2 separate regions of the Homo sapiens genome follow, and region 2 is linked to region 1. The links are chromatin contacts, found by Hi-C or POLR2A ChIA-PET in ENCODE. All regions are on one chromosome and are shown on one strand. Each heading gives the region's core, a stretch centred on a gene start or an enhancer-like site at or near the end of the contact. The rest is flanking DNA. Distances are from core to core; before and after follow the strand shown. Region 1 holds the start of BRD8 (bromodomain containing 8). Region 2 has its middle 110 kb from the start of HMHB1.

The links. A loop is a pair of places that touch in the nucleus more often than their neighbours do. ChIA-PET counts read pairs that join two places held with the same protein, here RNA polymerase II (POLR2A). Pooled maps may share reads with other maps.
Region 2: a map of PC-9 shows a loop between it and region 1 (9-fold over the local background). The contact joins the enhancer-like site here to the promoter of BRD8 in region 1. A Hi-C loop is called at or near these places in 1 of 168 maps with a recorded cell type or tissue (PC-9) and 2 of 50 pooled maps. POLR2A ChIA-PET finds 5 or more read pairs at or near these places in 1 of 52 experiments (PC-9).

What each region holds. Positions count from the first base shown.
Region 1 is chr5:138,175,323-138,179,879 of GRCh38, forward strand. It overlaps BRD8 (bromodomain containing 8), which reads right to left and starts at 3,308. Exons shown (of 27, transcript NM_139199.2): 1 at 3,274-3,308; 2 at 2,249-2,345. The coding sequence starts at 3,292. It overlaps KIF20A (kinesin family member 20A), which reads left to right and starts at 3,790. Exons shown (of 19, transcript NM_005733.3): 1 at 3,790-3,880; 2 at 4,338-4,523. The coding sequence starts at 4,359. RefSeq lists enhancers at 3,258-3,552, 3,260-3,309, 3,450-3,619.
Region 2 is chr5:143,919,690-143,924,356 of GRCh38, forward strand. No RefSeq gene overlaps it. Among named protein-coding and RNA genes, the nearest start is that of HMHB1, 110 kb to the left of the region's middle. Within about 2 kb of position 3,207, at least 6 of the 41 ENCODE cell types and tissues checked have a DNase peak (open chromatin) inside an H3K27ac peak, as active enhancers do; they include PC-9, where a contact is called at or near this core.

The DNA.
Region 1 (4,557 bases), core at 2,058-4,557:
CAAAGTACTGAATTGTTTATAAATGTGGCAAGAGAGTTAAATTCATAATGGATGATTCAAAAGAAAGGGGGTGAGGGGCTGATACCGAGAAAGGTAAAATGATGATAGTTCTAGGCTGGGAGTGATGGCTCACGCCTATAATCCTAGCACTTTAGGAGGCTAAGGTGGGAGGATCACTTGAGCCCAGGAGTTCAAGACCAGCCTGGGCAACAAGTGACAAAAAACACAAAAAATTAGTCAAGCATGGTGGCAAGGGTCTGTATTCCCAACTACTCAGGATGCTAAACTGGGAGGATCACTTGAGGCCAAGAGTTGGAGACCAGCCTGGGGAACATAGTGGGACCTCGTCTCTACAAAAACATAAATATTTAAATTAAAAAAAAAAAAAAAGTTCAGCCTGGGCAACATGGCAAAACCCCATCCCTACCAAAAAATACAAAAATTAGCCAGGGGTGATGGCATGTGCCTGTAGTCCCGGCTACTCAGGAGGCTGAGGCCGGAGGATCACTTGAGCCCAGGAGGCAGAGGTTGCAGTGAACCACGATCGCACTACTGCACTCCAGCCTGGGTGACAGTGAGACCCTGTCTGCAAAAAAAAAAAAAAAAAAAAAAAAAAGTCAAACATAATAAAGTTACTACATAACCCAGCAATTTCACTCCTTGAATAAAAAACTCAAGAGAATTAAAAACATTGTCCACAACCTTGTACACGAATGTGCACATCATCAGCATTATTCATAATGGCCAAAAAGTGGAAACAACCCAATTGTCTATCAAGTGATGGATAAATAAAACTTGGTATATTCATACAACAGATTATTATTCAGCTAAAAAAGGAATTAAGTATTGATACATGCTACATAAGAATGAACCTTAAAAAGTGTTATGTCAAGTGATTAAAAAAAACAAAAAAAAGTCCAGAAGAGCACGTATCATTCCATTTGTATGAAATATCCAGAATAGGCAAATCTACAGAGACAAGAGAGTTGGCTGGGTATGGTGGCTCACACTTGTAATCCCAGCACTTTTGGAGGCCAGGACTGGTGCATTACTTCAAGACCAGCCTGGACAAAACCTCATCTCTACTAAAAATACAAAAATTAGCCAGGCCACTCGTGGCGCATGGCTGTAATCCCAGCTACTTGGGAGGCTAAGGCACGATAATCGCTTGAACCTGGGAGGCGGAGGTTGCAGTGAGCCAAGATCTAACTACTACACTCCAGCCTGTGTGACAGTGAGACTCTGTCTCAAATTAATTAATTAATTAATAGAAAGTAGATGAGTGCTTGCTTGGGGGTGGTGAGGAGGGGACAACATGGACTGACAGTTAAGGAGTAAGGGGTTTTTCTTAGAATAAAATGTTCTAAAATTAGATTGTGGTGATGGTTGCACAACTGTGAATATACTAAAAACCATTATATTGTACATTTTAAGTAGGTTAATTTTATAGTATGTGAATTATATCTCAATAAAGCTGTTTAAAAAAAGAAATACAGCTGGCCTGGTGGCTCACACCTGTAATCCCAGTAGGTTGGGCGGATCGCTCGAACGCAGGAGTTCGAGACCAGCCTAGGAAACATGATGAAACCCCCATCTCTACAAAAAAATAAAAAAAATTAGCTGGGCATGGTGGTGTGCACCTGTAGTCCCAGCTACTCAAGAGGCTGAGGTGGAGGATCATTTGAGCCTGAGATATGGAGGTTGCAGTGAGCCAAGATCACACCACTGCCCTCCAGCCTGGGCCACAGAGTGCAATCTTGTCTCAAAAAAAAAAAAAAAAAAATAGGCCTGGCAGTGGCTCACGCCTGTAATCCCAGCACTTTGGGAGGCCGAGGCGGACAGATCATGAGGTCAGGAGATTGAGACCATCGTGGCCAACATGGTGAAACCCCGTCTCTACTAAAAATACAAAATTAGCCAGGCATGGCCAGGCGCAGTGGCTCACACCTGTAATCCCAGCACTCTGGCAGGCCGAGGTGGGGGGATCACCTGAGGTCAGGAGTTCGAGACCAGCCTGGCCAACATGGCGAAACTCTGTCTCTACTAAAAAATACAAAAATTAGCTGGGCGTGTCCGCACCACTGCACTCCAGCCTGGGCAACAGAAGGAGACTCAGTCTCAAAAAAAGAAGAAAAAGAAAAGAAAGTCTACTTACAGCTTAATATGATTAACTATAGAAATCTACCGATGTGAAAGAGTATCTAACAATTTCTAAGACCCAGAAAAGCTGACATCCTAGATACCTTACCAATTTTGATCGCCACTTCTCATGACAGAAGATGCTAAACATAGCTTCTCTCGGATGGACCATGGCTCTGTGGGGCCAGTGCTTAGCAGCTTGTGTTCTGGGAAAGGGAGAAAAAAAAAAAAGCCTTGGAAACAACCACTGAGACTGTAGTGCTAAGCTCCAAAATCCCCAAAAAGAGGACTAAAAGCCTAATACAAAACATCCCAACTTGTTAGGACAAAGTGAGCTACTATAACCAAATCTTGATTTTCACCTCTCCAAGTGAAATATCACCAGTGACCGGGGTACCTATTCGTTGCATGTGAATTATTAACATTTTATTTCTTAAAACGCCATGGCTTGAAGCTCCGCTTTATTAAGAAACAGGGAATGTCAGATTAGGCAGTTCTCCCTAAAAGCCCAGTTTTAAGAATACTGGACTTTATTCCAGTTTGAACTTATTCAGGGCTTATTTCCCAGGAACCCGAGCGGCCAGCCCCTCCTACTACCCCGCCTCCCTCTTAGCATAAACTTGTTTACTTCTCTCAGATCCTCTACTCCAAATGTCGGGGGTAAAAGAGCTTTTCAGTCCAAAAAAAGAAAAATGGCTGAAATCCCCGAGATGCAATTTCCTGAGTGGCAAGAAAAGCTCATGGTTAAAAGACCCCACTTCCACTGCCTCACAAACGTCAGACAAAAAAATGAATGGCTCTTTGAGGTGCCGGTTACTCCGTCTGGCTCATAACATCTTTTCGTCTGCACGCCCAAGTTTCTAGAGTGCTTTTACGGTTAACCCGCAGAGTTCCTAACACACTAGGATTCACTAAGCTGCTTCTCTCACACCTCCGCTCTCTCCCTGAGAAACAAGACCCCAGATTTCTGGGCCCCCAAACGTTGGTCTTCACGATGCTGTAGAGCGCAGGTCTCTGAAAACCCTGGGCTCTCAAGCAACCCACTTCTCCCACTCCCTAAGCGTGTAACAAAAATATGGTGCCTAGCCTCGGATCTACAAAGGCCTTTCACGCAAAACCTGCTCAGATACTCACTGCCCGTTCCCGTCGCCATCTTGGCCCCGAAGTCTCCAACCCTGAGGAGAGACGGTCTGGAAGGGCCGAAACCCTGGAATTCTGGGAAATAGTGTACCGGCGTTGGTTCGCGGTGCCTCCTGGGAAATGTCGTTTTTCCCCTTAAGACAAAGCAAGCACCCTAAACCAGTTACCCTGTGCACTCCTGTTAAGATTGTTGCTAAGGAAGGACAGGAGTTGGCTGCTGAAGCCTCAAGATTTCCTTTAGGCTCTTAGGTAAGAAATGTCTAAGGTTCAAGGAAAAAGGTTAAGTTGGAAGAATCCCAGGCAAAATAAGTGCGAATCCACGACAGTTGGTAACCCGGACCCACATTAGAACTCAGAGGTCAAGCAGAAGCGAACGACTGGAATTCCAGTCAGGCCCGCCCCCTTTCCTTACGCGGATTGGTAGCTGCAGGCTTCCCTATCTGATTGGCCGAACGAACGCAGCGCGTAATTTAAAATATTGTATCTGTAACAAAGCTGCACCTCGTGGGCGGAGTTGTGCTCTGCGGCTGCGAAAGTCCAGCTTCGGCGACTAGGTGTGAGTAAGCCAGTATCCCAGGAGGAGCAAGTGGCACGTCTTCGGGTGAGTGTGCGGCTGTGCTGGAGCCCGGGTTACCAGCTCTTGCCCGCGCGGAATAGGCTTTAAGAAATCGGAGCTGCAGCCATCTGTTTTTCTCTTAATGCTGCATCTCTGTTCTCACGGTGGTCCTTGGGGTGAGGTTAGAGAAGGAGCCGAGGGATCCTGACACCACCTCCACAGCACCGGCGGGCGAGGTGCCCTACTTTAGGCGTAGCCTTCTGCTTTTGGAGCCAGATGTCTGTGGACTTCTGTTCGCGTTCAGAAATGCCGCCTCAAACTTCTCTCAATTGTTCATTAAGTGAACTTCTCTCATTCCCTTCCCCTTTGCCGATAATTGGAGGGGAAAAGAAGTAGGAAGCGGGACACGGTGTCCTGGGGCAAGGGACTTATTACCTAAAATTCGCGGCCCCTTCTGTCCCTAAAGGTTCTTCTCCCTGCCCACTTTTTGGTCTCTTTTTAGACCTAGGCTGCCCCTGCCGTCATGTCGCAAGGGATCCTTTCTCCGCCAGCGGGCTTGCTGTCCGATGACGATGTCGTAGTTTCTCCCATGTTTGAGTCCACAGCTGCAGATTTGGGGTCTGTGGTACGCAAGAACCTGCTATCAGACTGCTCTGTCGTCTCTACCTCCCTAGAGGACAAGCAGCAGGTAAAGGAACTGGGGAGTGGCTGGGGCGGAAAGT
Region 2 (4,667 bases), core at 1,957-4,456, 5.7 Mb after region 1:
CCTCAGCCTCCCCAGTACCTGGGACTACAGATGCGTGCCACCACACCCAGCTAATTTTTTTTTTTTTTAGTAGAAATGGGGTGTCACCGTGTTAGCCAGGATGGTCTCGATTTCCTGACCTCGTGATCCGCCTGCCTCGCGCCCCTAATGCGGGATTACAGGCATGAGCCACCGCGCCCGGCTAAACTTTTTTTCTTGAATTAATGGTGCAGAATTTTCCATTTCTGGTAAAACTCTTTTGAATACATTAAAGGTGAATTTTCTAAAAAAAAACAAAAAAGGGGGTAAAATGAGTTTCAGACAATGTGAAATGGTGCTAAAGATTTTATTTAACGCTTTATTAATAAAGGAACCAATAAAATGATGTAATCTGTTCAAAGTAGAATCCAAAGGGCAGATATACCTAGATATCAGGAGTATTAGAATGCATTTACCAATTTTCACTCACACAACTGGCTTTGGGGAGAGGCAGGAATGAAAAAGGAGGATTATCCCGCCACTGGATGGAATTCATGTATATACACAAGAATTATTTTCGTTGCTATCAGTTAGTTACAATGTACAGATCTATAAAATAGCTCAAAATTAATAAAAAGCTAGCATCAGATAACCTGGAAGGGTATATGCTAAACAATGCATAGTTTTGCATTGAAGATACACAGTATTCTTTTCTGACTATTCCATATTTCCTTACGAATATTTTAGCAATCACTATATCATCAGGTTTCTCTGTTTTCCAGTCTTTTGTCCTAACTCCATTGTAGTAAGGATATCACTTTAAATTTTTTTAAATGCAAATAAATCTAAGACCACTATTGTCAAGTTAATATCCACTTGGTACTTGTATGATGAATTATTATAGTTGTGAAGGTAATATAGTTTCTTATATGCTGAGACTATGGACCAGAGTTGGCTGTTAGTGCTGAGTACATAAGACATTAACAAAAAAGGATAATGAAAATGACCATAAATAGGAAAACGCTACCATGCCGCTTAATATTTTCCGAACTTTGAGTCATGATTTACTTGTGGGTCATGAAATCAAAGAGTGATAACAAAATTAAGAACAGAAAATATGAAAGTGTAGTATATATGGTGAAGTTAAGAATTGGTTCATAAAACCTTGGTTGCAGGATGTGCTCTGGGTCACAATGTGAAATCTACTTCTGCTATAGGTCAGAGTCAGTGGAAAGTCACTATTGTAGCCGGTACCTAACATGTTAAAGAGAAAGTCTATATAGTCTTACTCAGTATGAGTCACCACTGGACAATATTCAATATTCACCACCTCCTCAATATTCAAATCCTGGATAGCCTGAGAAAGTCAATGACATGCATTGTGCTGAGATCATGTGGTTCAGGTTAGAACAGTTTTTCTGGGCTTTGACTGAATCTCACAGATCTAAATGTGTTTTTATTGCCATGTTTGCTAAATGTCCTTGGTAAAGAGTGGAGACTCCAAGGAACACTGGTCAAGGTATGTCACCTTTTCACTAAAATAAACACAACTTTATTTCTCAACTAGGAATAGTGTCAACATAACTGAAAAATTCAAATAAATTTTGAATTGCTTGAACTGCCTTTATTATATATTTTATAGATTATCTAACATCAAATTATGCTATGATCACTTTTATTCAGTAACTTACTGATTTTGTATGTTTTTATACAGAAATGGATTATCATTCTAGTAGAGCCTGGAGAGTTCAAACTGTCTGAAAGTTCTACCTAATCTTTTCTACCTAATCAATGCATAAGACACTGGTAACTTCTTAGGCACTCTCTCATAATCTCTGCAATTTCCCTTCTGTATTCTGAAAGTAAACATCTATTTTTTCAATCTGTTGTAAGCTGCCATATATACAACAAGCTTATTACATCTTACAACCAGACTTCCACTTGTAAATTGCCTCCTCCTCCTCATATAGAAATTCTGGAGCTGCCACTCATATTTCTTCAGAATCCCAGTGACTCACTGTAGAATCAGCTCTGCCTTTTCTCAATTTCTGGCATCCTTCAAATATCTTTCAGATGAGAAATGGGGTTGAAATTGGACAACATTTCTTTCTACCATCCCTTGAGGACAAGATTTCAAAATCTTTACCCCCAGGCTTTCAAAGGCCAGGCCTGTAATGCCAAATACATGTGAGATGTTCTCCATTATGAAGTCCCTTGAATTCTAAATTTAAATCTCAAAAAAATCTAAATCTGAACTTTTTTTTTCCTGTCTCCCAGAACAGCTGCTTTCTCCTACTGACTTTCTGTGTTTATGAAGATCCCTTGTTTTCCCAGACTTCAAGACTCAAAACTTCAAGATCATATTGGACTCCTTTTTTGGTTCTCACCTTCTCCATTTAATCCATCATGAAAGTTTACATCACTCAACCAATTCGAAATCTGTCTGGCTGGGCTCTAAACCTACTTCACAGTGTTCATTCTGGCAAGAAGGTGTCATGAGAGTGTCTCTTGATTGACTCAATTGATGAGACCAGAAATAAATACAACATGACATCATGGTAGGAACAGTTTTCTATCTCTAGCTTAAAATAAATCTAAAACATAATAGGAACTTATTAGGAAGAACAATGGCTTTGTAATTTTCTGTCATTTAAAAAATAAAGAAAATTCTCCTTTCACAGGATTATTAAATGCTCATTCCAAAGTTTAAAAAATATTACTTGTATATGACTATATTTTATTTCACTTTATAGTAAGTTCCTTCTATAGTCCTGAATATATGGGTTGCTAGTTAAAATTAAAGCAGCCTGTAATCCTACTACTTAGGGAGGCTGAGGTGAGAAAATTGCTTGAGCTCAGGTTCAACACCGGCCTGGGCAACACGGCGAAACCCTGTCTCTACACGAATTACAAAAATTAGCTGGGTGTGGTGGTGTGTGCCTGTGGATCCAGCTACTCAGGAGGCTGAGGTGGAAGAATTGCTTGAGCCCAGGAGGTTGAGCCTCAATGAGCTATGATCACGCCACTGCACTCCAGCCTGAGTGACAGAGTGAGACCCTATCTCAGTAAGTAAATAAATATGTAAATAAAACTAAAGCAGAGACCATGATTTCCTTTCTATTGTTTTCTAATTCTTCTTTAAATGAGTCACTTTGCACTTTTCTTTTCTACAACTGGAAAATCAACAAATACATTTTAAGCTACTGAGGGCCAATAGGTTTCAATTTCCTTATTGGCTAAGATTGACGGTTACTACTTGGAGTGCTGTGTCAGGAAGAATTGTGAGTCACAACCAGGTCCTGCCAGAAGGAATACTGTGCTCAATTAGTGAGGTCCTCTGTGGGCTTGAGAAGGGAACATGATGGCTCGCATGTCACATGAAGCAAGAATCAAGGCCAATCTGAAAGTAGAACAGAAGAGTTTGACACTTAGATGGCATACTTGAATGCTATGTAATTAAGGCTTTTGTCACAAAAGTGGCTATTTTGCCATCCTGTCACAATACTGAAATTCTAGGATTAGCAACTTTTAAAGACTTTTTGAAACCTTTCACTAGTAAAAAAGTTTTTGAAAACTTTCACTATTAAAATACTACCTTTATTGTTCTTATTCTGGGAAAGTGAATGGGTTTAAGTCATTATCAGCAAACAGTTAAGGAGGAAGTAGTCTATGAGATTGATTTTCAACCTTGAGTGTGGATGAAAGAAATGATCTTTGTAATGAAATATGGGGTGCATTTATTAGAAGGAGAAAGTGAGAACCAGGAGGATGAAACTGTGAGTAGAAAGAGAACTGAAATTGGAATTGGATGGCAACAACGATGTCTTTGTCTCCTTAAGAAATAGCTTCCCATCTCCTCTTTGAAAAAAGCTTTAAAAAAAAGTAAAAGAAAAACTAATGAAACTAAACAAAAAATAAAAAGAAAAATAAATCAAACCTTGGTGAGGTTCATCCTTAATATTCTCTAAAAAGGCTCCAAATTTTCCTCGTTCTTTATCCCTTACTAGGTCAGCAGCAGCATATCAAAGAAGCACAAACAACTTGCTGAATTCGATTCTAAGTGGGCATAGCTTTGTGCCTGCTAAAAGGAAATAAGGATTTAGGCCCTTTAGATATAATGGCGACAGCAACAACAGCAATAAATACAATGGCCACCACTCCTGAGTGTACCATGTCTTGGTTTTGCTCTGAAATGCATGTACATGCTGGATCTCCTTTAATTCTCATCCAATCCATGATGCATCACTCTAATTATCTCTGATTTACAGCTGGGCTTCAGTAGTCTGCTTAAAGTCATGCAATGAGCAAATGACAGAGCCAGAATTTAAACCCAAGTCTTTCTTAGGCCAAACCTTATTTCTACCTTTCTCCCTTGCCTGTGTTCTCTTTCAGTTTCTTACTGAGACCTAGGTAACTATCCATGTCAGCTCTAGGGCTCAGACAAGATGAGTCACACTTGCAGGAAATATGAGAGAGAAAAAGCTACAACTCTATAGCATGAAAAGTGATTTTCATATTGTTTATACTTAAATGAGACGCTCTGCACTAAAATTCTCTCGTTTCCACACTTTGTACGGATATATAAATTCTCCCAAAATAGGATCCAGGTGCCATTTATATAGCAACATTAACCCTGAATCTCTCAGTGGGAAAAATCCTGTAAACTGATGATAATACTCATGTTGGCACAGGATAATATTAGAAAACCA